Regions from separate parts of the Homo sapiens genome. Here region 1 is linked to region 2. The links are chromatin loops, found by intact Hi-C in ENCODE. Cell type or tissue: psoas muscle. All regions are shown on one strand. Each heading gives the region's core, and the rest is flanking DNA. Links, peaks and the distances in the headings are about the cores only. Region 1 has its middle 320 kb from the start of CADM1-AS1. Region 2 overlaps CADM1 (cell adhesion molecule 1).

Evidence for each region. A loop is a pair of places that touch in the nucleus more often than their neighbours do. Peaks named below come from ENCODE experiments on the same cell type or tissue, not always from the same donor. Only the 100,000 strongest peaks of a DNase experiment are listed, where the experiment ranks them.
Region 1: a loop joins it to region 2, with 2.2 times the contacts of the local background. A loop is called at or near these places in 1 of 110 quality-filtered maps.

The regions. Positions count from the first base shown.
Region 1 is chr11:115,072,959-115,088,134 of GRCh38, reverse strand. No RefSeq gene overlaps it. Among named protein-coding and RNA genes, the nearest start is that of CADM1-AS1, 320 kb to the left of the region's middle. In psoas muscle, for the core only: no CTCF peak of the experiment used is centred there; a DNase peak (open chromatin) is centred at 5,994.
Region 2 is chr11:115,157,006-115,172,181 of GRCh38, reverse strand. It overlaps CADM1 (cell adhesion molecule 1), which reads left to right. Exons shown (of 12, transcript NM_001301043.2): 12 at 1-2,946. Among named protein-coding and RNA genes, the nearest start is that of CADM1-AS1, 230 kb to the left of the region's middle. RefSeq lists an enhancer at 7,019-7,561. In psoas muscle, for the core only: no CTCF peak of the experiment used is centred there; no DNase peak of the experiment used is centred there.

The DNA of each region.
Region 1 (15,176 bases), core at 3,604-8,603, 81 kb after region 2:
GGCACAGAGGTGTTAACTAACTTGCTTTGAGCTTCACAGGTGGTAAGTGGGTGGGGCTGGGATTTGAATCAGCCCATGTGGTTCAGATTCCTGCATTTAATTCAGTGCCCAGGAAAGCTCCCTCTTCAACCTGGCCTTTGTCCTCTTCCACTAGCAGTCCTCTGGCCACTGAAGAAGGGACTGCCTATCTGCAGAGGGCTCTGCTGCCCCTCCCTTCACCTGCTCCTGTCCTGTGGTGCCTAGCTGTAGGAAGAGCTGGCGGGCCACCTCTGGAGGACCCTTCTTTTGGTGGCTGGAGAGGACAGGATGGGTCACACTAGGCTTAGCCTCCTTATACTAACCCTTCTACTGATCACAGACTCCAGTCACTTCCACATCCACCTTCCTCCCCGAGAAGCCCCAGCCTGCTGGAGTGAACTTGTTTTACCGAAGAAGGCTGCCATACATCATCGTTTATCAGTGAGCGTCCATTTCAGGCTGGACCTCCTGTTTGTCGGGAAGGGGGACTATTTATGGGGCTGCCGCTTTGCATAGCTAGAAGGGAATCAGGCTGCATTAGCGGTGGCATTGCTGCTGTCGGGCTGTCGTGGCTGGGCTGACTTGTTTGTTCATTCGCAGGGCCTGGTGTATTGTGAAGATAGTCTTTCCCAGGAAGAGCCTGCCCCAGCACTGGCAGCTTGGCTCCCCCTTGGATGGCTGCAGAGAACTGGCCCCTTTTTGAGCTTATGGTTCTATGACCCTGACTTTGTCACAATGTCAAATGGACGTTGATAAAATAACAACAAAAACTAACTACTTTAAAAATGAGCATTTATTATGTCCCAGATACTAATCCACAATTCTAAACACTTTACAGGTATTAAATCATTTACTCAAAATAGGAACTCTTTGTCTCCACTATGCAGATGAGGAAACTGAGGCATGGAGAAGTTCAGTTACTGGTAAGTGGCCAGGCTGGTCTTTAAGCCTAAGCATCTGGCTTTGGAGGCTGCATGCTCACCTGTCACTGGGGCACCCTGAGTGCTTGCCACCACTCTCAGGGCTTTACATGCATGTCTTATTTAATCCTTAACAGCATACCCAGAAGACAGGAACTATTGGTATCCAAAGAAACCAAGGCTGAGAGAAGTTAAGCAGCTTGTCCAAGGTCACACAGCAGCAAAACAAGCTAGGATTGAAATCCAGGCAGCCTGCTTTTGTCCTTCACCACCACACTCTAAGCGTCCTATCTCTTTTTTGCAAGACATAAGGATCATTCATCAGCAGAAATGGTTCAACCTAGCTTGTTCCTTGTATTCATTCGCTTCCACTATTCCAGTTCTTTCCTTTGGTAAGTTCTTCTTTGGATTCAACAGGAGTCCATCATATAACTGGATTAAGAAAATGTGGCACATATACACCATGGAATACTATGCAGCCATAAAAAATGATGAGTTCATGTCCTTTGTAGGGACATGGATGAAGCTGGAAACCATCATTCTCGGCAAACTATCGCAAGGACAAAAAACCAAACACCGCATGTTCTCATCATAGGTGGGAATTGAACAATGAGAACACGTGGACACAGGAAGGGGAACATCACACACTGGGGTCTGTTGTGGGGTGGGGGGAGGGGGGAGGGATAGCATTAGGAGATATACCTAATGCTAAATGACGAGTTAATGGGTGCAGCACACCAACATGGCACATGTATACATATGTAACAAACCTGCAGGTTGTGCACATGTACCCTAGAACTTAAAGTATATATATAAAAAAAAAAAAGAATAAGAATGGAAAGTGCTTGGCATTGGTTTCTCTAAGCCTGTGTTTCATAGAATCCAAGATGCCATTGGCTAAAAGGGACTTCCTGAGGTCACTGAGCCCATCTTCTGGCCTCCAGGCAAGATCACCTTCAGCACAGCCTTGCTGTCCTGATGACGTCTTTTTTTTTTTTTTTTAATGATTGTTTCCAGGGAGGGAGGGTGGGAGTATCTTCCATGTGAAAATACAAAGGGCTGGCCAGCATCTATGATAGGGTGGCCTGAGTTGTCTGGAAGTATGGCCTGAGTGCCTGAAAGTGCAGGTGACACAGGGATCCGGGCAGAGACTATCTGGACAGCACCAGCAAAAATAACCCCTAGGGCCCTGCCAGCCCCACCCGCATCCTCTGATGCCAAATGCAGATGACAGCCTGAAAACAATTTGTCCGGTCTGTGAGTAATGTCTAGTAACTAAATGCTAATTAATTTGCTGTTGCATTTGAGTTAATTTATGGGGTGTTCTCTTCACCAAGTAAATTTTAATTAAGAAGAGTAAAACAAATGACAAAGTAATTTCCAAAAAATTAATTTTCAGTAAACACAAGCCATTGTTTTTCTTTGTATCAATAATACAAGTTAAAGTGAAGCCTCTCTAACCTCCCCTTCCCCCAACTCTCCGGCTCTAAAAGATGAAGTTTGAGCCCAAGCCAGGCTCTTGGAGCGTAAAGACAGTTGTGCAAATTAGCAGCCAGGCAGGGCCAAAAGGAACTGGGCAGAGAGCCTGAGAGAAATCAGGCAACAGACCTCAAAGAAATGCAACAATTGCTACTTCTTTGGTGTTCATTGTGTATAATTTTCATCCAACTCTGCACTTTTTAGGAGCTTGGGAGGGGAAAAGTGCACAGCTCTTGCTTCTGATAAAATACTCAATGGGGGGGCAGAAAGGGGAGACATTTTATTATTATTTTTAAAATTAATCAAATTGCATACACAAATAAGAAAAGAAGAAAGTAAGAAAGCATCAACATTGCCACCTTTCCCAGCACTGCACTGGAACATTTTACATAGCTTCTCTCATTTGTGTAACAATTCTCCGAGGAAGGCAGTTACTATCAGCTCCCATATTACAGATGAGGAAACTGAGAGTTTTAGAGCTGGCCCAAAGTTAAGTCCATGGCAGTAAGTCAGAGTTGACACCTGCTTTGCGGCCTCCAAGCTTGCCACCACATCATGCTGTCTCTTCAGTTACACGGGTAACACAGTGATTTCTGAAATCGATTTGCAAAGCTGTGGTGGGTCTGCTGTCCAGGACTTGTTGCTGTTGCTGCTACTCTATGCCTGGCCTATCTGAGAGTTGGGAGTTGGGTTGGGGATGATGGGCACCTACCGTTGGAGGGATGAGATGTGGGAAAACCAGAAGGAGGCCTTGGGGGAGATCAGAGAAGCTCTGAGCATAACGCAAGGCCTGGTGGGGGCAGATGAGTAGGAACTCAGAGGGGTGGGCTCTTCCTATACTGTGCCCCACCCCTTGTTCTCCCCTGACAGCTTCCGCATCCTGAATCAATGCTTCATTGACCATGTCTGAGCTGAACTTCCTCACTCAAGAGAGTGAAAGCATCAAATTCTATCTTGGGGCAGCCGGGCAGTGGTGAGGGGTGTCAGCCTGGGAAGCAAAGCCCCTGCGGTGGTCACATTACACAGAAGCTAACATGAGGGTCGCTGTTTCCCTAGGATCTGACTTGTCCTGCTGCAGTCACTGGGGGCTCCTATGAAAGTATGGATTTGTCTGGGTTTCTCTGTTTAATCCCAAATCTGTCAGGCCTTGTTAAATTTGATGGGGCCTGAAAGGTCTGGTGTTAAGCAAATACTCGGTGACCAGAGTCTTTGATGAGAATCAAACTGAAGCTTAATCCTGAGGTAATGGCTTTCCCCATAATCCCAGGAGGCTGGGACTCAGTGAGGGGCGGTGGAATGCAGCAGGCTGCCTGACGCAGAGCTCAGGGAGTGGGGAACAGCTGCTCCCCTGTGGAGAGAGGTTCTAGACTCCCCCAGTGGCCTGCCCCTGGGATGAGATGTAGAGGCCGTCACCTGGGAAGGCATTCTGCCAGAAGTGGGGTGAGGAGAGGAGGAGTGGAGAGGACAGAGTCCTTTAGTTTGTGCAGATGGCTTTGAAGAAAGAAAGAAAATTAAAGGGAGGCCCGGGAAGAAGGAGGATTAAGAAGCCGATCCAGGATTCCCAAGTGGGCTAGCCTTGAGTTTTCCTCTGCTTCAGTCTGGGCTCTGAGAAGCAGAGCTGTCCAAGCAGAGAGTTTGGCTGGGGGCTGGCTGAGGTGCCCTCTGTTTCCAATTTGTGCAAGGGAGGTCTGGCTCTGCAGGCAGCAGATGGAGGTAGCGGTGGTGGGGTAAGGACCCCCAGTTACTACCTGAATGAGTGTATGGGGTAAACGTGACCACATCTAGAGCCCTTCTGCCAGCCAGGGTAGCTGGACACACTGGGCTTGGCACAGTGGGGTGGGGGATCCTGGGGACATGCGCTGGGGACAGTGAGGCAGTGTGGAGGCACAGTGGCCGCCCTCCAAGCTGCCCTCTGTGACAAATAGGGCTGATCACGCCATCTCTGCCTGCTCTCTGGAGAGGGCTGCTGTGCGCCTCGTCAAGGTACCTGATTAAACATTCATGGGGAAAAAATAAATAAAATGAACATTTTGCAAAGAGATGCTTAAGCAATCAGGCGCTTCAGGGGGTGGGTTACCGCAGCGCAGTAACCACATGCCCCAGGGGTAATCGGCATTTAATGTCACCAGCACCTCCTGGGTCTCGCACGGAGATGTTGATGCCGCCCTCCCCAGAAGCCCCACCCTCCAGGGGAGGCTGGGATATCCCAGCCATTTATGCTTCGCTGTTTATTCTTTTCTCTTTCTCATCCTCACTTTGTTTTAGTGCATCAAATATAACCTGTTCGGGAGGAAGGAGCCAGCTCTGCATGGAGGGAGGCAGGAAGGAGACCTGGTGCTAAGGAAGCAGGCTTGTCACTAAGCAAATGTTTATGGAGCTATGACAGAGAGTGTGTGGTTCCTGCCTTCTCAGAACTGGATATTAATAAGCAAACAGAGAATGCAGATGATGAAGATGAGAGGCACGACTGTGTCAGAAACTATTGTTAGATGATTTACAGGCATTATCTCCTTTAATCTTCATAATAACTGTATGAGGGAAAGACTGTTAGCCCAGTTTACAGAAGACAGGAGCCAGGCATGAAGCAGCTAAGTAACTTGCCTAAAGTTATATAAGGCAGGGATTTGAATCCAGGTCCTTTGACTCCAGGCTTGTGTTTTACTCACTAGCTACTTCTAATAACTAAAAATAGAATTGGTGCTTTGAGTTCCTCACTCTGGCTTAGGCAGCCAGGGGAGATTTCCAGAAGAAGTGACATTTTAGTTAAGTGCTCAGAAACACTGGACTTGTCTAGCTCAAAAGCACAGCTGGGTACACTGATAGCACAGTGCACAGAATTAAAATCCCAGGCATCCTCCCATCCCCAGGTAAGATTCTCCCAGGCTCACTTCCTCCCCTTTGCTCCCTGCCTGAGGAAATAAATGCCTAGTGACAGCAGCCAGGGTCTCCTCTTTCCATGGGTGCTGCAGGGGCTGCTTGGGCATCACGCAGGCAGCTGTACAGATGTTCCACCTACTGGTATGTCAATTAAAGAAGTACATCAAGCATTTCCCGCACTGAGCCTTTTCCCTGCCACTGAGCTCCCCTGAAGAGTAGGGTCTGATTTTCTGGAGGTGTCCATCTCTCTGGCAGCAAAACAAGCTCTTCAGACCAGATGAGTTTTCTTTGCAAATTAAAGTAATTCATTGTACCTCTGTAGTCAAACACATACCCACACCCTTTTATTAATACAGTCTCTGTTTTAATTGGCTTTCTCTATAGAAAATGACCTGTCAGATAAAGGGTGACTCATTGTACGAGGACATTCATCCACCAGAGCATGGACAAAGCCTGGGCCAGAGCACTGTAGGCAAATCACCACCCAAGTGGGGGCCACCAGGCCAGGTGGGGTCTAAAATGGACTTTGGGAGGTGTTCACCTTGTAGTAGACCAGAAGATAGTGGAGGGAGGGAACAGAGAGTCAAAGATGCCTGGTCATTTACTCATTTACCCATCCACTCATCCAGCAAACCCTTATGAAATACCCTTTCTGAGCCAGCTGCTTTTGCCAGGAGCCGGATTTATCACGAGTCACTGTGGCAGGTGCCTGACATTGTTACCTGAGCTGGCAGATGGGAGTTGCAGCATGGGAAGATCTCAGGGCCCCAGCTTTTAGGAAAGAACTACACTGTTCTAGTCAGTGCTGACTGCTCCTTTGCACTCCATGCAGGGCAGTTGGAAATGACCTTCTCTGGTGGAGATGATGTGTGTAGACTCTTATAGTCCAAAGGGACATTTAGTCCAACCTGTTGATTTTGCAGAAATGTAAAATGCCCAGAGAGAAGTGACTGCTTGAGAGCTCACAGCAGAGTTGGAACTTGAACCCAGCTCTCTAGGTCCTAAATGCGTAGCTTTGTTCCCATGCCTCCCAGATACTGTGGCTGAACAACATCCCTGGTGATAGAAGGATGGTGCAGCAACCTGCCTAGGGAGCGGTGCATTTTCTCCTGGGCGGTGCTCCATATGGTCCTCTTTTTTGCATTAAAAAATGTTTCTTTAGAAAGTGGAAATCCTTGAGTAGGATAAGGGCTTGCTGTGGACTTCACTTTTTGTATCTGTCCAGCAGAGTCCATTGAGAGAGACAGGCCTCTTGGAGGTGAGTGAAGAGTGTTGCCCTGCTGTCAGGGAGGATGAGGGCTGAGCGGGTGATCGATGGCTCTGATGGTGACATCTGGGAGAGGCAGCTAGCAGGTGCTAGGCCCTTGGAGTCACGTGGGAGTGGATTCTTTCTGTCTGGGCTGCAGAGGAGCAGTTGTGTGTGCTGTGTGTGGTGTGTTCACAAGCACATGTACACACACGTTACAGGAGGCAGACACTGCCCTAGAGAGAGTGGCGATGCTTCTCTGCAAGGAATGTGTTCTGCTAAAGATTTATCAGTCTCCCCTGGCATTTGGAACTAGCTCATATCCCTGGTGTTTTGTCCCCAGTGCATCATACCTTTACTCCTGAGGTGAGTGTGCTAAGAGCTCTCAGAGATACTTGCAGTTGTACACCTGAGGATTTAGTGGAAAGGGCATGGATGAGTTCAAATCTCAGCTTTGCTTCTTACTAGTCACGTGACATTGGGCCAGGTTCTTAATCTCTCTGAGCCCTAGCTTTCTTCTCCATGTAGTGGGACTATTATGGGATGATTGCATGACACAGACTGTAACAAGGTATTCACTTATGCGTCAGTCTCCCAGTACCTAAGCTAATTCTATATTCGCCTGTAGCCCTCTTCAACAAAGGGTCTGGATGGCCATTTTCAAACGAAATGATGTAATGGGTAAGAAAAGATGTTGTTAACTCTAAATCATCACTCAACTTGGTAGTAGTAGTAGTTAGTACAAAATAAAACCATTTCCATAGATGATGGATCTTTGTTAGTCACAAACTCTTATTCTTGCAGGATGGGGGCACAGTACAGCTTTAGTGTTAGGTCCTGAGTGGGGAGTGGTTTCCACGCTGGGGTGAAGGATCTGAGCAGCCAGAATCTTTGCTTCTTTCCTCCCTGATTGAGCTTCTTAGATATTAGGGATGCCCCAAATTCAAGGGTATGGTGGTTTTGTTAGCTGTGAAGCCTTAGGAGAATTACCTAAACTCTCTGTGCCTGAGTGTTCTCATCTGTAAAATAAGACAATAAAATACCTATAACAGAGGTGGAACCCATAACTTGGGTTAACGCACGTGAAGCATGGGACCTTCCTTGTTCATAATAGACACTCAAGAAATGTTAGCAGATTCATTTTATTTTTCTATCCTATCATCTATCTATCATCTATCTATCTATCTATCTATCTATCTATCTATCTATCGTGTATCTATCTATCATCTATCATTTATCTATCAATCATCTATCTATCATCCATCTATCTGTCTGTCTATCTATCTATCTATCTATCTATCTATCTATCTATCTATCTATCTATCTATCTATTATTTGGTTTTGGCATCAGATAGACCTAAGTTTGGAGTCCCAGCTCTGCCACTAATTAAATGTGGTACTCTGGGCAGTTGCTTAATCACCCTAAGCCTCAGCTTCTCACCTGTTGCGTGAGGATGCTAATAGCACTGCCTTATGCAATGAGTGGGATTAAGTGAGTTAACATACACCAAGTATGTGATACAATGTCTGGAACAGGGCAAGTGCTCACCTAATTTGATTTGTGATACTAAGTGTGGGCTGCACTGATTCTCTCTAAGGCTCATATCTCTACTGCCTTCTGGCATCACCTCCCAAACACAATGGTACATGTCTAAGAGGATGGGGCTGGTGAGACACTCAGAGCCTATGGCTCTTCTGTTCTTATGTCCAAGCCCTCTTTCAGTGATCCCAATGCATTACAGGCATGCAGCTCTTCATATTTTTCAAGGTCATTTCATATCTTTTATCTTTGTTTGTCCTCACAGCAATCCTATGAGATAAGGTGTATGGTATTAATCTTGTTTCATAGATTAACAAGAAAACAGAGGCTCAGAGAGGTTAAGTGATTTACCTAAGTCATTCAGCAAATAAATTCACATCTCCCTATTCCAGTTTCAGCAGGAATAATGAGCATTTATTTATTGCTTTATAATGAAGAAAGACTTCCTCACATACTGTCTCATTTGATTGTTGCAACAACTCTGGAGGGGCGGGGATTACTATCATCCCATTCTGCAGACCTAGAGAGGCTGAAAGATATGCTTCTGATTCCTCAGCGAGTAGATGATGAAAGTGAGCTTTACATTCTGACTTCAAGTTCAATGGTCTACTTGCCATTTTTTGTCTTCTCTTCAAAAGTCAGTTTATCTATTTTTTTTAAAACCCCCAAACAAATAAAACACCAGCTAAAACAGAGGCAGGCAGCTACGCTCAGACAGGCAGGCTGCACCGTAACTTTTCTGACAACAACAGCATGGATCAAGGTACCCAACAAGAAAGCGTGGAAATCTAGCAGGCAGCTTTCCACTGAAGGGTGTAATTAGAGAGCTGACAGGCTGTACATGCAATGCCATTAATGGGTCCACCTGCGAGAGGGACCTGGCGAGCACAGGTAATTTGGACGGAGTGGAGTACTCAAAGGAGATCCATGCTGCAGGTGCCCAACCTGACCCCCCAGGCCAGAAGCCTCCCCAGGGAACAGGAGGAAGGGCCCGGCCTGGGCCCTGCAGGTGACACAAAGCTATTTGCCGTGGCGCTCACTGCACATTATGCTAAAAGTGTGACAGATTTTAGAAGCAGCCTGGGTGGGAACCATGGAAACAGGTTAGGGAAGAGGAGACGCTGATTGCTGCTGCTCCTGTTAGTGAAAGAAGAGTGAGCTGGGGAGATATGCCCTCCCTCCTCTGCCACCCTCGGCCACTGGTCCTCTTCCTGACCCCCCCAGCTGTCTGTAAGCATCATCCTTCCTAGCATGAAGCCAAATTGGGAAGAGAGGTGGGAGGCAGTGGGGGAGAGGAAGAGCAGTGACAAATCGTGTTGGTCCTGAAGCCTGTGCTTCTGGACTCTCACGCACACCCAGTGACAGTCACAAGTTCCTCCATGCGGAATACCTGCCATGTGCCAGGCACTGTGTGGGGTGCTTCCCCTAGGCTAGTTCCAATCCTCCCAACCACTCTGCAAGGTTGACATAATTACCTTCATGATGCATATGAGGAATCTGGGGGCTGAGAGATTAAGTAACTCGCTGAAAGTCACACAACTACTAACAGAGTATGAATTTGGATCTAGAACTGTCTGACTCTGAAGGCTATGCTCCTGTCTTTACTCTGTGCTCACTTCCAGGATAACAGCAGCCCTCTATGAACACTTAAAAACCACACTCTCAAACCCATCATTTAGCAAAGAAAAAGAATCTGTGAATTTCCCTTTCAGTATGCACGAGGTCACTGGGGTTTGCCACAGTGGTGGTCCTGTCTTCAAGAAGAATAGAGAGGAGACTGTTAGACTTTCTGCTGGTGGAGCTGCCAGACAGAAAGAACTGATGCTCTATCCTGTGGTCTCTTTCCCTAAGGGTCTTCACCAGCTCCCCTCTTTCCTTGCCTTGATTATGACTATCAGCGTGGTTACCAGTCTCTTGAGCAAAGAATCCATCTTCTCTTCTTGTCAGGAGTAAGGAAAAGGTGCTGGATGTGTAGGCTGGAAGAGTGACCCCTGGTTAAGCAGTGAAGTGGTTTTCTGTTAGAGGCGCCAAGCCAAGCAATGCAGATCCAGCTCCCAGATTCATGCAGCTGTCTGTGGTAGTGAAAGTGGAGGAGGATGGGTCAAGGACACCACCCAATTCTGAGACGTCAAGACAGATGCTTTCAGTGCCCAGAAACCTCTGGCCTCTGGGAGCCCTGAGCTTTGCTTTCAAGTAACTGAGATCAGAGACTCACACTGAGGAGATTTGAAACATCTAGTGTTGCAGCACCCTGTCCAAGGAGATTAGCCTAAAGGGCAACATGGAAAAACATCAGAGATGAGCTGACACAGAGAGGGTCAGACTTAAATGGTTCTATGCAGAGAATTGTGGGAAGGTCAAGGGTAGAGTATCCTAGATTCGAGAGGGAACAAGGACCTTAGGGCAGGTGTTTTCTGGAGGGAAGAGGAGGGTGTAGCCTGGGTCCCATGAGACAGTGGATAGAGGACCAAAGCCATCTAGAAAGACACTCTTTATTGTTCTCCTCTGGGAGCAAAATTGAAAAAATACACAAATAACCCCTCATTCATTAATTCAAATTGAAAAAAAAAAACCCACAACAGTTAGGGCAGATGGGCAGATAAGACACTAGTGTGGGATGTTGTGGAGACTTAATTTTTTATGTGGAGTATCCTCTTCTTGTTTAGGAAAAGGCAGGTTCTTCTCTTGTTGTAGGCTAAGCCCTTCTCCTGGGTACATGATTTTATTCCTCTGGAAAGCTGGTCCAATATTGTCACCCCGACCTGGTGCCACCTTGTAGCTTCGATCTTGACCTGGCACTGTTTCCATCCTATAATCTATAAACAAATCTTTCCCCTCCTAAACCCCTTCGACATTCTGTATTCTCTTTTCTCACTGTATTTTCTTTCCTTCGACCATATATTTTCTTTAAAATATGATCAACTTTTGTCGTCCCTGTTTTTCCTTATTCCATTTGCTCTCCAGTTCATGAAATTAGCTTCTCTCTCACTGTTCATGCATGCCTCAGTTGGACAATACTCATTGAGCATCTACTATGTGCCACATGCACACCAGGTGTTGAGGACACAACCAAGTAGTTCCTGTCTTTAGGAGCTTCCATCTAGTAGGGCAGGCAGATATTAATACAAAGGACACAAATAAATGCCAGATGATAATGGTGGTAAGTGTTAAGAAACCATGAGATGGGGTGCTAAAAATCCAATAACAGATAGACATGATCTAGTTATAGAGCCAGGGACAGTGTCCAGTGGTCAACTCATTGCCAAGTCCAATGGATGCTTTACAGTCAAGAGATGATGATGATATCGCCCTTTAAAAAGACTTCAAGGAGTGCTCTCAGGGTCACCAGAAGAGCTCAAGAGAATGGTGTTCCTGAAACCAAAGGGTGAGACAGTTTGAGGAAGGGCATCTTTGGGCTCTCTCCACCTCGAACATCTTTCTTCTCTCCCATGATTGGCCACCATCTATTCTTTACTAGAAAACTCACATTGGACTTTTTTTTTGGTGAAGTCTTCTCAAATCCCTCTAGCCCATCCTACCTGATCTACTCTATGCTAAATTGCATTATGAACACACTCTATGAGCATATTGGGCTGATATTTTTCGTGTGTATGTGCCTTTCCTTCTTAGGAGTGAGGGAAGCAGGGAACTGGACAGAACGTGATTTAATTCATCTTTTTATGGACTTGCCCCTTGCTACCCCATTCACACACTTAGCCTTGTATACGTAGAAAGGAGGGATGGATGGATGGATGGACAGACGGCTGTGAAGTCATTGCAGACACACAGTTTGCAGAGGCACTGAAGTGTCATTGAAGAAGCAGTGGAACGAGGACTCAGAAGAGCTGGGTTTGGGGTCTGGGTGAGTGATTGGGTTGTGTCACTGCAATTTTCTTTACCTCTTTGTGCTCAGTTTTCCAATGGGCAAAATGAGAAAATTTGATGGTTTGATTTCTAATGCTCTTTCACGCTCTAAATTTCTATTTATCTTCTGTCTCATCAAGGGAAATAAGATCATCTCTTGGTAGAAAATATGTTTTCTGCCAGATGGACAAATCATCACTGGTTGCCCAATGTGAGGCCATCCACTGTCATGTGGTGTAGAGATTTATAATAATAAAAAGAGAGTGTGCTCTTTGCCTTCAGTGAAATTACTATTTGGTTGGAGAGGTAAGTTCTGGAAGCTGCCCAGGTCAGGAATGGTGGAAAGGAACCCCAGCTTTCACTGGCCTCTTTTGCTCTCAGAAGCCAAGATAAATGCCATCTTGACCCTATACCCACAGCTACCCCATTTACTTAAGAGAGGATTTGGCTTCTTCCAGCTCAGTGCCTCTGTACAGAAGATTCTGCTAGTTTAGAATGTTCCTACCCTCTAAGGACCTGCCCTGGTTGCTTAGACTGTAATCTAAACTGACAACAGACTTTCTGTTTTAAAAACAAGTCCTATCATTTTCACCCTCTCCACTCAGCTTCTTCCCTCATCTCTCCCTCCCCCGGCTTCATCATCCCCCTTCCTAAGTTGATAGTGAGTCTTATTAAGTGGTGCTGTGTCATAAACTGTTGAGTTGTGTCAGCTGGAAATGGAACATGATTAAGTATATAAAGGAGTCCCAGCCTCGCCTGCCACAATATTACACAACAGAAGCCCTGGCAATGTGAGAGCATCTTTTCTTTCTCGCTTTTCTTCCTGGGGAACCCTGAGACCCTCTTCTCACTTTGTGGGCCCTGTTACTGGATCCTTGGCTCACACTGGCTTAGGAATGGGCTCTCCTGGTTAGCCATACCGGCATAATAAAAGCTTTCTTATGGCAGTGTTTCTCAAGGCCAACTACATTTCAGATGAACCCATGACTGCACCACTCCCTTGTTTGTCCCTCCCCCAACCCTACCCCATTTCCATATTTCGTGCTCTCAAAAGAGCACTAGGGTCAGCTGTAGTTGCCATAGCACCCTCTGGCCAAGCCACCTCTTCTATTCATCTCCTTCACAGACTCCACAGGAGGAAGCTATTTTCTTCTATGTTTCTCCCGAAAGGCCACCTACTCCTGCAACACTTTTGGGACTGATCATATGATGTCTGCCTTGCACCATCAGCTGGCCTTTCTTGCTCATTAGGAAGTGGAGATATGGACAAGCCCTTATCAGGGGCCCAGACAGGATGCATGCTGCTGGGAAGTCTGAGCATCTCAGGTGTAAAGCAGGGCCCAGGAACTGGGATCTCTTTCCCAGTCCCAGCTGCCCCTGAGCTGGCAGAATGCAGCAGAAATTAATGAGGAGTCAATGTATGGTACTGGTTAGGCAACTGAGGATGGCACAAAGTGGGCAGAACTCCTGGATAAGTCCAGAAACAGGCACAGGAGAGCCCAGTATATCTCCTTGGGCCAGGGAACTGAATACCCCATGACCCATCCTCCTACCTATTTCTGATTTGGTAACTTTTCTAGCCGATGGCCTCAAATTAATCTGGCAAAACAGCATCTTGTGTTGATGTGAGGAATCTGGGTACCTCTAGCCATATCACCCTAATTCTGGTCTTCCTTCTGGCCTCAGGATCTGGTTTGGATCTGTACTTTTAAGGGGCCTTACTTGTAAGTTCATTAAAATAGCACCTTGACTCAGTGTACCTCCTCTGTGTCCTATAAATGAAAGTGAGGCTCAGAAAGGGCAGATGACACCCTTAGTGGGTGTTTTCCCTCTCCTTTTTCTCTTTTGTTTCATAGCAATCTCTGTTTTCACTTGGAGTTAGGGGCTTCTGACCCACAGCAAAGGGCCCTTCATGCCTGTGAATCTAGGACCCATCATTGTCTTCCTCTGGGAAATATGATAGTACTGTCTCTCTGTGACCTTGGGCAGAGGTCACAGTATCTGTGAGGCCCCACATTCCCTTCTGAGTCCCAGACCCTTAATTCCAAATGCCTGCTGGATATATCTGCCACAGATGCATTCTCGAATTCTCCCTTTCCTTATTGCTCACATTCAATCAACACGAAGTGCTATAGATTCGCCTGTCTAAATACCTCTTAAATCAATCACTGCCCGATCATCTACAGCCATAGCTTTAGCTCAACTTGTTTCGGTTCTCCCTGAGGTTATCACCTCTTCTCCTCCTACCTGCTCTCCCTGTCTTCATCCTCACCTGCCTTCAACCCCCTGCACATTGCCTTGAGAGCTATCTTCCCCAGACATAAACCTGATTGTGCCATGGAAAAACTTTCAACAAGTCTCCATCATCTTTAGCGTGACATACAAGGACCCTCACAAATTGGCTTCAGTCCGTCTGTCTGGACTCATCATGTGACATTCTCTCTTTTCAATCCTATACTGTAGCCATGCTGAACAACGTGTCATTCCTTGACATGCTGTTTGCATTTACATATTTGTGCCTTTTGTGTCCACTCTATCTTCTGCCTGGAATGCCCTCCCTTGCCTCCTCCTGTCATCCCTACCTGGCTAACTCCCCTTTCTTGAGACCAGGTTGAATTGCCACCTCCTCCGTGAAGCCCCTCCTGATCGCCCAAGGGAGTATTCTTCTTCGGGCTCCTCTAGCACATTGTTTGCCTCCCAATCATCCATCTTATTGATTTATAATTATTTGTACATATGCAGTTCTCCCCAATACATAAAGAGTTCCTTGAGTATAGGAACGAAACTCCTAGTATAACGTATAGACCAGAGGTGCTTGATTAATGTTGTTGAATGAATGTAAGACATTTGCAAGACAAGAAGGGAGGGTTTGTGAGTAAGGGCTAGTAGGGCGTGCTGAGAGGAGACAGAGAGAGCAGGTTTTGTGTCCCCAGTGGCTGTTACTGATTTTCAGGAACACTCCCAGTGTAAAATATTTAGTCCTGTTTTCTTTTCACGTGCATACATTCACAAGTTGGATAAAATCCTTTGTCTGACCATGTGTTTCTATTTCTGCTTTAGATAACATTATCACAGTAATCAATAGGTGATTTGAGCCTGTACAGAATGGTTCCCTTCCTTCTCCCTGAGGCCTTCCCTCCCATAAACTTTGGACACTCTTAGCCTCTGTTCCATGTTGCAAAGGCCTGTGTGTATCCAGAATATTGGGATTTGGGGAATGTGTGAGTCTAGG
Region 2 (15,176 bases), core at 6,688-11,687:
CTGCATTCAGATCCCTGTCCCACCATGTAGCAGTGAAACCTCGGGTGAGTAGCCCAGCCTACCTGGCTTCAGTCTCTTGCTCTGCAAGGTGGACATCACCATAGCCTCGAAGGTTGTTAGGAAAGATCAGTGAGATATGCAGTCAGCGCTCAGCCAAAAAGGTGCCAGACACACACTACTTGTTCATTACATGTCAGTCACAGGATAGAGGCAAATGGTGACTAAAACGATAGAAGGTTACCCAGGGCTACGAAGAAGCGGTCACTACTCAGAGGGAGCTCTGAGGGCTCCTCTGCATATAGACACATCATGCCCTTGCAAACCACGACTTAGAAGGTTTAATGACCCTTTTCTCTTCACCATTCATTAGCAGACTTATTCCAAGCCACGTGGCATGCAGTATGTTTAGTCTCCCCACCCCTCTCCCTCTTGTCTGCAGCATGAGGCTCCAGCTTTAGCTGTACCCTACAGAAAAAAGTCCCAGAAGTTCCTTGAGCTGAGGCAGACAGGAGGTGGTGACTGCTGTACATTTGCCTTTTGAGCTCCACAGGGTATGCAAATGAGAAGGTGCTAGAAGCCGTCCCCGCTCAAAGGATCTTGATAAGTTGCCCACTCCTTCATTTGAGAAGAGTGCGTACGAGAGTGAAAATGGCCCTCGTTTCCCCCAGAGAGTTTTCACAAATGTTTTGGCCTGGCATTCTCCAAATACATCAACTGGAACCCTGAGGTGATATGCGGGTGTTAATTGGTGCAATCTTTCACTGTCCTCTGTCTACCTGAAATGTAATTCTTTTACCGCTGTGGACTTGCTCCATGGAGAAATGCTCCTTTGATTCTGTCATCAAGAACCTCAAAGAAACCATGTGGCCACTGTGTTACAGGTAGAAAGACCCTGCTTAAGTGAAGGTATTTTTGTTTTATTATAAAATCATGCCCAAGATTAATACACCTTTTTGCCAGGATCCCAAATACGCAGCCCTTTGTCATGAAGAACTGGCAGCCACATTCCTTCAGGGTGAAATTTGTATTCACAGCCATACATGTATAGTTTTTGAAGCGCTGGCCCCCCGTACAGGAGAAGAAAGAAGGGACTCTTGGCTCATCCATGACCTTGTAGGTCAATACCATATTAAAGTTCCTGTCAGGCACGCAGTAGTCACCCAGCAAGTATCAGCTGATTAAAGGGAGAAGAGTCGAGCACCTGGCTGACTGAGCCTTACGTTACACTTAATCTGAATGGGCCACCGATGCTGTATTTCAAACCTTGATGTTTGCATGTCCATCCTTACTACAGGTGGCTTTCAGGTTGGCCGTGAAGGGACAAGCCAGCCAGTCCTGAGTTTAGAGCGATTGGCCCTATCATTCTCAAGGACCCACTGGAATAGTATCAGGGAATATCATTTTGGGTAATGGCCAAGCAAAGCCTTAGTATTGCTATCATATATTGTGAGGGGCCTTCAGAATGCAATATGGCCTCTTTTAAAAATGCAAACTATAGTCCTTGCCTTATCTGTGTTTATCTCAAAATGTTGAAATGTGCCTCTAATAGGAACTGCAGGATTCAGTCCCCCCCCACCACCCCCCACCCAACACTCACATCATTACACATGAGCATCCCTGAACTGAGACCTGAAAGCAAGAATCTTCTCTGTTTTCAGGTGTTCCAAACCTCAGCTTCCAGCCTCTTCAGTACACAGGAAACTTTGTTTCATTTTTATGTTTTTATTTATTTTTTTCATTCCCAAAAAACATAAAATGTCTACTGCCCCTGGTGGTCAGTGCTGGGAAATACAACTCGAGCCTTGCCTATTGAAATGCAGAATGTATTCCAACAAGGAACCTGACATTGTCTACTGCTTTTTCTCTCACACACATGCACACCTACCTGCGCCTCCCATTTTACTCCCTCCTAATCCTTCGAAGTGTTGATCTGGGGAAGGTGAGAACCACTACTGAGGGGCAAATCAACCGGTTCTCTGGGCCCGGGACTTCAGCTGCCCTCCAGACGTGCACAGGCTCACAGTCATATTTCAGACGTGACCGCCTCAAATCTTCCTTAAGTGCTATCTTCTCAGGTTAATTAATCACCAGGCTTAAACTTGCTGTTACCAGCAGGAAGTCCATCCTGAAGTCAGCAATGTTACGATTGCATCTTCTAATACTGTTTATCCTGCATTAGTGTTTACTTAGGGGGAAAATTGATCCGTAATTGATATTTCAGTCTTCCAGAGCTGGTGTTGGAAGAGCCTAATGCAGGCCTTTAATAGCAAGCAAATATTTAAATCCCTTAATGGTTGCTGAATATTGAAATGTGTGACTTTATTACTCTTTTTGGTTTGTTTTCTCTGTAGTTGTGTATTTCATCGTTTAAACCTGCAATGGATGCTGGCAAGTGCAAGTCTAGCTAATCCACAAAAGCTGTTTGCCCAGACACAGCAGACCTGATTAAAAAGTATTGCTATGGAAGGGAATCTTCTGCACTAATCAGTCTCTGTTAGCTAGTGACGAAATTACTATCCATCTCTCTCTCTTTCTCTTTCTCTCCCTCTCTCTAGGCCTGTTTTCTCTAACCTCCTCTCCCAGAATAAAGTGATGAGGGCAGCTATAGTGTTGCAATTAGGAACATGAATCTTTTATCGTTTGGACAAGGAAGGGAAAATGCCATTACTGTCAACTGAAATGTCCTACTTGGGTTTTTTGCTCCTACTTCCCTGCCAAAGCCCATTGCTGCTGCTGAAATTGTATAACATTCACAGCTGTTCTTGATGGCTTGATTCTTAACACAGCCAGAAATGTAGCCCGGGAGATGCTTAAGACAGTTTATGGAAAATAATAGATTTCCTTGCAGAGACACCAATGCATCGAGAAGGGCCTTGAGTCACGTTAGCCCCAGCCAAGATCACCAATTTTCTCTCTATCTGGCTTCAGTTACAAAGGCTATGCCTTAAAAAAAAAAAAAAAAAAAAAAAAAAAAATGCAGACCCTTTTGAATTCTCTGTGTTTTCCTGGTTGGTTTCCATCAGCACCCACAAGTCCCTGGCTATGGCACCTTTTGTCTCACCACTCACCTGCAGCAGCCGTGAGACCCAAAAAGAAGCCTACAGAAGTGGAAATAAAAGGATGCTACTGAGGGGAGAAGAAGAACTCCCAGGAAAGCCACCCGATGAGAGCTGAGACTAGGTCTACCACCAGCTGGGTGCTCCAGAGACAGACGGCTACGTTGGAGGCCACCCCTACAGTCCCAGCACATGGGTGGGGTCCTTCCCTCCCTGTGTGGCATCCCCGCGTGGCCATCAGGAATGTCAAGAAGTGGTGTAGTTAGTTCCACTATCCTCATCACTGTGCCCTGACCACTCTCAGCCCCAGCCCTTAGTTAGGAACTTCTGGGATTGGCACTCCCTTTGGCAGGTAAAAGGGAGTGGCTTCACAGTCACAAACATTGGGAAGGATGCAAGAATGAAACAGCAAACAGTGCCTCACAAGTTTGCAGCTTTCAGACTGTTTCTGCAAAAGCATGTCAAAAGCCATGTGTCTCTGCCCCACCGTGTCTCCCCAGTCGTGCCTGGAAGTAAAGGTTGGAAGATACAGGCTGGCAGGCAACGGCCAGCTCTCTCTCCCTTTCACTCTAGTATCACCCGCAGACACCCCCAGCGAGTGCCACCACTCCCCCACTGTTTTCATTCTCAGCTTCTCCTAAATGGAAACCATTAATCATACTAAATTGTGCAATGATTCCGTGATAGGGAGAATGCTGATGGCAAAAATCATTCTCCTTTGTTGTGCCAGGCAGGCAAAAGGCAGAAGTATTAGCTCGTCGCCCTGCCTGGCTCCTTGCAAATGCTGACCATGTGTTTGCCTACGCAGCTGCCTCTATGCACACAGCTTATTTTAGCACTGGTCTAAGGCATGCCAACTGTTGACAGAAAACAAGGCCACCTCTTCCTTAGTCCCAGGACTGCCAGGAAGACTGTAACTGCTGGTGCTCCCTGAAGTCTCTCCCATCTCAAGGTCCCCATATCAGAGGTAGGGGTGATACAGGACTCGTGGGCAAAACCCAAGGTGGTCTCAGATGGGGTGAGCTGGTGGGGTAAGCCGTGCCCCCCATGCAGTTCTGCCAACTGGATTGCAGAAGAAGCCAGGTGTGGGTACCAAGGAGGCTTTTTGCCTTTCAGAATTTGATGTCTGCTTCACTTTCGACAAGGCTCTTTGTAAGCCACCCCTTCTGAATTAGAATCATTTTCCAAAAGCTCTTAAGCTATGATTAATGCCAGGGCTGTTTTTAACAATCATCCTGCCAGTCTTAAGCTGTAGTCATTTTCAATAATTTGGAGTGCTCAAAGGCAAGCCAGGAGTTTGTTGACAACAAAACCCGTAAGAGCACAGCCAGGCAGCCACAAAAGATGGAAAAGCAAAGGGACCATTTGGGCTTAGCTGGCTTTCTGCTCCCAGAGTTTCACCACTAAAAGTTTGATTGAACACTCACAGTGCGTTAAGGATCCAACTGTGAACATGGCTGGGCCAGAGGGCTGCCAGGCTGGCTTTTGTGTGAACAAACAAGCAGTGTGTTTGGAGGGCTCCGGGTTTATTTATGGACATGTGTGGTTCATTCATGCCATCCCCAAACCAGAGTGTCCTCATTTGTCTCCCCTCTGCCAACATGGAAGACCAAGAAAGAAATGCAGTTGCTTTTCTTTGGGGCTGTTTACCTCCCATGAATGCCGAGCAAGTCTCTGGCCAAGATGTGGGAATCCTGCTCTGTAGATGGCCCCGGCCATTTCCCCAGCCATGTGTGTTAAACTAGTGTTCTCTTTTTAATCTTGGCAATTTCATGGTAGAGTATCCATCTGTTTGAAAAGCCCAAACTGAAGGAAGCTACCGTTTGAAATGTCTGTGATTACAGATTTACTTAGACTCAGCTTCCGATAGCACTTATTTCTAGCTCATTACTTCCTCCGGAAGGAAAGGGTCAGCTCTGGGTGATGGGAGTTTAACCCAATGAATTTGGTGTGATGGATAGATATTTGTGTCTCCACTCGACTCTGCCATCACACCAACTATTATGTAGGGTGTGTTGCCAGCCAGGGAGAACACAGATGCTTGAGTATAGCTGGGAGCTTTTATTAGCTAACTTCCAATAAACTCCCTTCAACCATGAATCACAGCAGAGCCTCCGCCCTGCACTCCACGTGGCCTTAGCAGTATCTATCACACCCCCTCCCTGTCTCTATTCACTTCAAGCCCCTTTCTTCTGAGGCAGAATGAACAGATTTCTAGTGTTGGGCTTCTAGAGCTGTGTTTCTGTCTTGGCTAGAGGGACCCGAAAGGAAACTCGTAACCTATCCGGACTCTGTGTCCCTACACCCAATAAGTGTTTGCTGGGTTTTCCCAGCAACTTTTCGGGGGAATCTTTGGGACATCATCCCCCCTAGCATGGCACCCGCTTTAGGATCCTGAGGCTTGGGGAAATGAAAAGCTTCCTCCAAACTTACTTCTTCCTTTATATTCCATCTGATTTAATAGCATGATCAGTCTCCCAAACTGGAAACCTGGGTTATTTGCCTCCAGTGGTTAGCAATTCCTGCCCATTGCCCCCCTAATGCTTATCAAACTTGACCTGAATGCATCATTTCCATGTCACTCACCTGGTCCAGGCCCTTTACCTTCAAACAAAAGAATGTGGCAGCCTCTGGACTGGCTTCCCCTCCTCCTTCCCCAGCCCCATCACCAGTCCCTCCCTTGCCAGGGAACCACTCCTGGTTAACCTTTGACTGCAGCCTAAATCCAAATCCTCACAATCTGCCATCAATTCAGTTTGGACTTTCAGTGTCACCCCGTGATCCTCCACTGCCCCTGGCCCCTGGCCCCTACCCTATCCCACCTCTGTGCCTTTGAATATTCAGGGGTGTCCTCTTCCTTTTGAGAATGTCTCTGCATCCTTCGGGTTGCTTCTCTGTGCTTTTTCAATTCCTCATGCTTACCTCAATTTGTGTCCTTATCACATATCTGAACTGTTTGTTTACCTTTCTGTCTCCCTCAATAAAAACAGTAAATTCCTTGAGAGTAGAGACTGTATCTGATCCAGCTCTGTATCTCCGAAGCCAAGTGCAGTATCTGGCCCTGTGCTCAATAAATTATTGAATAATAAGAGAGAGATTTTTTTTCATCCGTGGTTGGATGGGTCTTTCAAGTGTCTGTCTCTTTCCTAGAAATATCTTGGTAAGCCCTGGGTCTCCTTTTTCTTTCTAACCAGCAATTTTAAAGTTTTGAGAACTCCCTCTGTATGCTTCGTTAAATTTTTGTTTGGGTTTGGTTTTTAAAATTTTGTTTCTTGCTCTGTCATCGTCAACATCATTTTTTCCCCACGTCTCCCTTCTCCTATCTCTCTAAGCTGTTTTATCCATTAAGGTCAGAAAGCACAGTGCCTATGCCATAGAAACATTTCAAGAGCCTGTGAACATATCTGAGACCTGGAAAGAAAAAAATGTATATATATGAGCTCTAAAATCCAGGGAAGGCAAGAAAACTGTAAAATCAAATGTATTAAATGTTTAATTAAATATCTACAAAACCATAACGTTGTCATCAGCAAACTGCAACCTAACGTAACTGGTAAATAATCAGAAACTGTATTCAACGTGGGACTGTAATGTATGTGACATAGTGTGGAATGGAGGCTTCACAAAAAGAGGTTCTAGGGCCTGCACAGGTTTCAAAGCAGTCTCTCCTCTGTCTTCCTTCTTTTCTTTTCCTCTTTCTCTCCCTCTCTTGTTAACTGTGTCTTCTCTGAATCTTGCACTGCAACTCTGAGCACGTAGAGCAAGTTCTGGAGGGAGCCACCACAGAAAAGAACCAGACCTGCCACGTAGGCAGAGCAAACTGTCGCATGAACCATCAACGCCTCCTGGAAGCCCAGAATTCTGACATATACACCTGGGGGTTCAGGATGGAAAGCTGATCTGCCCAAATATGCAGAGTGCACTTTCAGCTTTCATTAATGACTGATTCTCCTGGGTCCAGCAATGGCAATCTGTAGAGATATCTGACCTGCACACCCAGCTTCCAATGTGTACAGCAAATTGTCAGTGTGGACACCCTGGGCTGTGGAGGGCAGGTGACTTTTCTTCCTGCTGCTGTTTTCCGGCTTTGGGGTTTTGTTTTGGTGTGTGTGGGAGGTGGCAGGCTGGTGTTGATGAGCTCCGACTCCAGGAGCCAGTATTCATGAGTAGTGTTTCCAGCTGTGCCTCTGATTCAGCCGTGACCTTGGGCAAATCGCTTCTTCCCTGGGCCCTGCTCTCCATCTGTAAAAAGCCTCAATCCCAAAGTGTTTGGAGGTATTTGTTTGTAAAGTACTTTGACATCTCAGATCCAAGGCGCGGTAAAGAGCAAAAATACTGCTGTTTTAAAACCCTAAGGAAAGTATGGGTTGCCCTCTCTTGAGTTGAAAATTAAAAAGCTGTAATAATTGATGACTAATTCCATTGTTGCTTTATGATGTCCTCACCATCCTGGGATCATCCAATTTTTGCCTTTTTCCTTTATAAAAAAATAAATAAAGGTTCCTTGGTGAAGAATGGCTTTCATTTAGTAAATAATTTTGACTTGTGTAATTACTTCTGTGACTTTTCTTAACAACCTCGCTTCACTGAAAAAAAGCCACACACCTCCCCCCCCGCCCCTCCCCACTGTAGCCTTCCATCCCTGGTGCTTCATAAAGTAATTGTGCAATTAGGAAGAAGTGGCTGGAGCATCGGGTTTCTCTATATTTTAAGTTGGGAGTCTGACTTTGACTCCCTGCTTGCTGGAGTGGGTGAGCCAGCCCATTATTAAAAAAACTATTATGCTGTTAAAAAATCAGGAGCTCCACAAGTGAAGAGCATCGATTGGCGAGAGCTGGTCAGTTATCACCAGAAGGTCCTGACAACACACTAATAGGTTTTTCTGAAGATCCAATCAAATTTTCTAGGCAGAGGCTTGAGGTGTTCCACATGGGATAATGCTTGTCCTGGGCGGTATTGATTTCAGCATGTGGCTCTCTCTTCTCTCCCCTCTTACTGGCTCCCACTCTTCTCCTACTGTTATTTTTTTTTTTTTTTCTGGTAATAAAGACTTGAGCTTTGTATTCCATGTTAACAGTCTGATGGGGGAGGGGAGAGCCTCCCAAGCCTCATCTGCCCTTGACTTGGTGCCTCCCTGCACCATCTCCTTTGTTACTGTATTCCTAGAGTCAGATACATACAGCATCACCTGCTCTGCTTCTCCCTGACCTTGTGGATTTCATTCTTGTAGCTGCTTCCAGCCCAGCCAGCAAACCCTCTTAGAAGAAATTCTGTTAAAAAGCCTTCTGGGAAGTAGGAAATGAAACAGCTTGAAGTCACACAGGTTTCTGGTATCCCTACCCCACAAGTAAAGAATTCCCTGGGGCAAGGAGAGGGTGTTGGTTTATGCATACTCCTTTGTGTGCGTGTGTGTGTGTGGTGTGGACGTGCATGCACACACAGTGGTAGGGACACAAGCCTACAAGATGCAGCGGTACAGACTTAGGAATTGACCAAGCTACAGGATCAAAGGGGTGCACAGGGATGGATGCGGACACTGATCCAGCCTACCCTCTAGCCAAGCTTTGTGTCCTGACATGGAGTTGCAACTTCTTGGAGGAAGGGATATCTTTTTTTCTAATTCACACAAAGATGTCTGGACCATCAGTGGCCTGGAGAGATGTGGTGGAGACTCAGAGCCTCCAGGATCTGGAGTAACTCTGCTACTGTGCACGGATGTATCTGAACACTGGCCACTCCCCACAAACATCCCTGGATGAGACGAAAGTGTTAGCGGTGTATTAGATTGATGCAGAAGCAGCTGCGTTTTTTGCCATGACATTTTTTAAGTGACAAAAACCACAATTACTTTTGAACCAACCTAATAAAACACTCCTTGTACCCATTCCATGATTTTAGTATTTTCATTGTACTCAAGGATCCCAGGGCGGCTTTTCAGATCTATCAAGTTGACATTCACTTTGCTCACCCAACCTCTCTGCCAACTCATCTCACCCAAGCCTCTGCACATGGCCTAGATGGAATGCACCTGGCACGTCTTTGCTTGTCCCTCCCTTCTCCCTTGCTTCACCTCCCATACCTTTTGCAGAGCAAGGGCTCTGTTATCAGCAGGCTGGGGTTCAAATCCCAATTTCTTTACTTAATAAAAGTTGACTTTGGGCAAGTCTCTGAGTCTGTTTCTTCATCTTTAAAATGTCCACCTCACACCTTGCCATGGGGCTCACGTGGGTTAAAATACTGTGCTGTACACAAATATTAGTTATAGGTTCTCAAACTCTTAGGTTCCAGGAGGCTTACCTTCCCCCTGGGGCTCCCTAAACCCCATAGGTAGCTCCTAACCAGGTTCACGCCAATTAGCACTTGGTTATATACTGACACGTTTTTCTCTCATTGTTTCCAGTGTGTGTTTTGTCTGCACAACCAGGCTGTTGGTACCTGGAGTAGCAGGGTCATATCATACACTTGTCTTGGATTCCCCACAGCCCTCCAATATGCTGAGCACACAGTGGCTACTCGATAACTCCTTGACTTCCCTGGGTATCTATTGTTATAAAATCTTTAGTCTGTAGCACTTCCCACCTAGGAAGAGACTTAAATGGAATCTGTAGCTTTGGTTTCGCTCATCCAATCACAGAACACAGCCTGTCAGATCTGCAGAGCACCCCCAGAGCTCATCCCGTCCAACCCCTTCATTTTACAGACTTCGATTGCAGGCAGCCTCACAGAGGAGGACCAAATACCAGCCACCCGAGATGTTATGTTCCTGACCCCCAAGCTCCTCCAGCCACGACACCAGAGCCCAGTTAACAGAGGAAACCCTCCTCACCCTCCCCAGGCAGCATGCTGTAGGGAAGCCATTCTCAAAACATAGGCACTGGGCCTGCCACCTGGTGTCACCTGAGAGTGCATTAAAAATGCAGATTCTCAGGCCACCCCCCCCTCCTCCCGCCACTTCTACTGAATGAAAACTAGAGCAAGGCCCAGCCATCTGCATTTGCTCTGGTCCTCTAGGTGATTCCGATGCCTGCTCCACTGTAACAGCCACTGACTGCTCTGGGGGAAGAGCTCTGGACTTCAGCCAGCAGACCTGCATCTGGGTCCAGGCTTCACTCCCAGTGTCAGTGTCTTCATCTGCAAAGCAGGAAACACAGCACTCACCTCACCAAGCTTTTGTGTGCCTTAGCTGGAATCACACACTTGGCACACAGTAGGCACTTAAGAAATGTTAGCTGCTTTTGAATTGCCACTTGTCTTGGGTGAGTGGATGAATGGCTGATTGCAAGGCTGATTGGAGGACATGCAACTTTCATCACCTTCATCAGGAAAAACAAATCTATTAAGTGGCTAAATGCATGATATTCTGTTCTCTACATGGGGAGGAAAAAAGGCATTCCATAAATCAGGAGTGACTACAAGGTAGAGTGCAAAGGCCAAAGATTTTGCAAATAGGAGGATCGTGGTCCAAAGCCCACCTCCATCACCATGTGCTGGCTACGCGATCTGGATAGACTTATGTTGGCACGCTCATTCATTCAGCTGATATTCTGGGGCTCCTACTATGTGCCAAGCAATGTGCTAGACATGGAGAACACACAAGGGAACACGTTGGTTAAGACCCTATGGCGGATCAAATAATCCACCTGCTCCTCTGTAGGTCTCAGCCCCCTTGCAGTTGGGCAGAGTGCGTGCCTCCTTTCTGTGCTGCACCTGCATTTTACCTATGCCCACATGATTCCCCAATGTTTCCCTTGCCTTGCTGCAGCCACTGAAAATGTCAATGTTCCACACGGTGCAGACACAAGGTACTGAATCCTCCCCTGTCCTGGATCTCTGAGTGACAAGGTGGAGCAGAAGCCTTTGCTCAACCCCACAGGACACGTTACATGAGGGAGAAACATAAGATTTGGGATTTATGTTTCCACCACAGAGTCCAGTCTCTCCTGACTAACACAGACCCTGTCCTGATGGGGCTTGCATTCTAGTAAGACAAACAACACACACAGTTGAGCACTTCATTACAGTTGTAAGAGGTGCTATGAAGAAGCCATGGGTTACTGTGAAGTCATATGTGAGTGGAGCCTTATCTAGGAGGTGGGGATGGGGGTGTTGGAGGTTGTCAGTTCAAGGAAGACTTCTCTGGAGAAGTGTTGAGACCTGAGGGATGAATACGAATTGTTTAGGTAAAAAGGGAAGGAGAAGTCAGGTTCAAGGAGAAGAAAGAGCCTCTGCGAAGGCCTGGAAGTGGAAGGGTGTAGGATGTTGACGAACAGGCCGATAAGATAGGAGTGCCGAGAGTGAGCAGGGGTGAACAAGAAGGTGGGCTAGAATCAGATTATGGAGGATTTTATGGGCCAGGTTAAGGATTTGGGATTTTATCCTAAAACAAATGGCAAACTGGAAATTTCAAACAAGGCAGAAGCAGGAAGTCTGTTTTTCAAAAAGCTTTGAGCCTTACCTTCCTCATCTGTACAGTGGGCATAATAATATATACGCTTCAAAAAACTGTGAGAATGGGATAAAGTAACCTCCATTAAACATGGTGCTGAGCACACTGTTAACACTTAAAATGATCCAGCCCTTTGTCTTTGTCTGGTTCCCTCCTGCTTAGAGCTCGCATCTAGCACACGTTCTCTGGCATGCTGTCTTCTGGAGATGCTGCAATCAGCAGGAAGAAAGCCAAGATATCTTTGCAACGAAATAATGACAAACCTTTACTGAGCATTTACAGTATGACAGTTGCAGTTCTAAGTATTAACTCAGCACAACCCTATGGGATAGATACAATTATTACCCATTTTACAGATGGGGAAACCCAAGCACAAAGTGGCTAAGCTATTTGTTCAGGACCACACAACTGGTACATAGTAGGGCAGGGCTCACGCCTGTAATCCCAGCACTTTGGAGGCCGAGGCAGACGGATCACGAGGTCAGGAGATTGAGACCATCCTGGCTAACATGGTGAAACCCCGTCTCTACTAAAAATATAAAAAATTAGCTGGGCTTGGTTGCGAGCGCCTGTAGTTCCAGCTACATGGGAAGCTGAGGCAGGAGAATGGCATGAACCCGGGGGGCGGAGCTTGCAGTGAGCCGAGATCGTGCCACTGCACTCCAGCCTGGGTGACAGAGCGAGACTCCATCTCAAAAAAAAAAAAAAAAAAAATAGCAGGGAGAGATTTAAACCCAGATACTTTGAGTCCAAGGTCCTCGCTCTTAGTCACATCTTTCATTCTCTCTTGGAAAGAAATGAGCTTTTAGGGAAACAAAGTGTTTAGAGGGAGCTGCTCTGGTCAGATCCAAGGAGTAGGAGGAAGAGATGGACCCAGCCACTGATGCTGAGCAGAACACCTGTAAGAAGCAGGGCGCACCCTCCATGCTCTCAGACCATCTGCCCATGAGAGGCAGAAGCTGGACCTCACAGCCAACCCAGGGCACTGCCCAGTTCCCAGCCACCCTGAGCCAGGAAGTGAGGCAGGTTCTCTAAATCACCTTTATCCGCCTCCAAGTTCCTTCTAGAGATGGACCCTTCAGGGACAGCCCAAGGCACACCTCCCAGGTCGCTGCTTGGGAAGACCCTGGGGGCCGTGGCAAGGCCTTAGTGGGGGCAAAGAGGATGCCCTCGAGCCTGGTGTGTGTCCATGGCATCGAGCCTGAGGCATATGCTATCAGGAGAGCCCCAGGGGAAGGCCAGCCTCACTGGGCTTTGAGGTAAACACACAGGATGGCCGCCCTGCCCTGTCACTCTCTGCAGTCAACCAGAAAGTCAGAAAACGTGCCCAGCGACCTGCGAAGCAGATGGCTGAGAATATCATGTGTATACAATATTTATGAAATGTGAGCTGAGCAGAGCTGTGGCTGAGACTCCCGTCCCAGGCAGAGTAATTCAGCCCTGTGTGATGAACAAGATTGTAATTGGGGTAGTTCCAATTTACTAACCATTTGCAAAAGATTACATACCTCTCACATATTATCCTCTCCTAATCTTACTTTAATGAACACTACTCTATCTGGATGTATAATTTCAGGGCGGGGGAAAAACAATTTCTAGCCTAGAAGGCAAAGCTGCAGCTAATACATTAACATCCAAATTAGAGAGAGGGAAAGTAATTGTGAGATCTATAGCTAAAGTAATTTAAAGGCGCCCTCCCCTTCCATGCAGAAAAAGACAGATGTATAGTGGAGGCAGTTCTTATTACTACCAGCGACTTTCCAGTAAGGGGTGAGGAACCTCCCTCCAAGATGGCAGCCTCACCTGGAAACGTTCACTTCACTTCAAGGGACTCCAGATGAATGTGTTTCTCAGCTGAACTTCACTGGTGGAAATGAGCCATGCTTGTATTAGGAAGGAAGCGAGTCAGACTAGCAGAAGAACTTCCAGGGAGTAAGGGTTGTTGGTAAGCACATCTTCCCCAAAAGCCTAAGGCTAGGAGGGATCCTTAGGGTGAGTTCATGAACCCGTCTTTATCTCAGTTTCATCATCTGTAAAATGAGGCTGGAATAGAATAATAATGCTTCCCTATTCATGCCTTCATTTGGTGAATGATTTTATTGAAATCTGCTTTGTGCCCAGCACTTTTCTAAGTGCTAGGGAGACAGAGTGTTTTTTGTTTGTTTGTTTGTTTTTAAAGAAGTTCTTGCTCTCAGGAAGCTTACATTTTCATGGGGAAAGTAAAACAAATAAATAAGACAAGGGTAGGGTGCTTGCGTCTGGGATACTCATGACAGGCTCACGCCTCTTCAAAACCAAGGGTGACCCAATTGATTTCCCAGGCAGTGGACCCAGGGAGTCCCTGGAACTGCTTTGCTGCCTCAGTCCTGAAGGGGACTGTCCAGCGCTGAGCCATCCCCACTCTTGCACTGCTTCCCTCTGTGAGGCGTGGGCTACAATTGAAGCTTCCAGAAGGCAGCTGCTGCTCAGCTCACATCCAGAATGAGGGTTGCAGATGGCAGAGAACCAGTGCCCAGGGCTCTGCTACCCAGAGTGCTGTCTCTGGCGGACGGTGGTCAGCAGCCCTTCCTCCCCTGTACCTTGTGAACTCCAGGAGGAGGTCAGAGAATACAGCCAATGAAAGGCAACACTTGCAATCCTGGAAATGTCCTTCCGGAACTCCTTCCTGATTCCCATCTGCAATGCAGAGCAGGACTGCAGGGGAGAGATGCTCAACTGTGCTGCCCACTCCCTAGGACTCACCAAGTCCCCATCAGGGTGGATGGGGCGGGAAAAACAGCCAAAGCCCCTGCATAAAGGGCCAGAACGTCAGCCATGTTAGAAGCACATACTGTGTGCCAGGAGAGGACGGCACCCCACCTGAACTTCACTGGCCATACCTTGTGGTCTGGGTCAGAGCTTCCCAGGACAGAAGCACAGAGGCTTTGTGGATCCCAGATGTGATACTGTGACACCCCTCCATGTCCTAATCTCTGATCTCAGGAATAGCAGGAAAGGGTTATGGCCAGAGCCCTGGGCCCCATCTCTTAGGAGCCCTCCCCAAGCACCCCTTTCTTGGCTTCCCTCCCCAGTCCCCCTTCCACTCTCACCTAATTGCCTCTCAGAATTGTTTGCCAGGGTGAGGGAGACTGATTGAATCCAGGAGCTCTGTTCTGATCTTGTCAATCAGACCTGCCCACCTGCCTGTGCACACACAAGCCTGCTCTCTCCCGCACTCTGGCCCTTTGCTTGCTCTCTGGCCTCCACACTTTCTCTTAAATAAACACACACAGACACCCGGACAGTAAGGCACAGTCTGTCCAACTTGCCAGGAAGCCTAGAAAATTCACAGCCACTTAAGCCCACATTGGAAGGAATGGGACCCAGGGCTGGAAGCTTGGAGCTGCAGCTCCTCTCTACTCTCTGCCACCTCAGGGAGCGAAGGGCATCCAGTTGCTAGTTCCCCAGGGCCATCCAGAGAGAGTTTGGACTTGGTGAAAATATTCAAAAGCCTTTGTATTAATAAGTGCTACAGACTAAATGTTTGCCGCCCACCCCAATTCATCATCAAAGTCGTAATCCCCAATGTGATTGTATTGGAGATGGAGCCTTTGGTCGGTAATTGAACTTGGATGGGGTCATGAGAATAGGGAACCCATGATGAGGTGGTGCCCGTATAAGGGGATAAAGGGAAC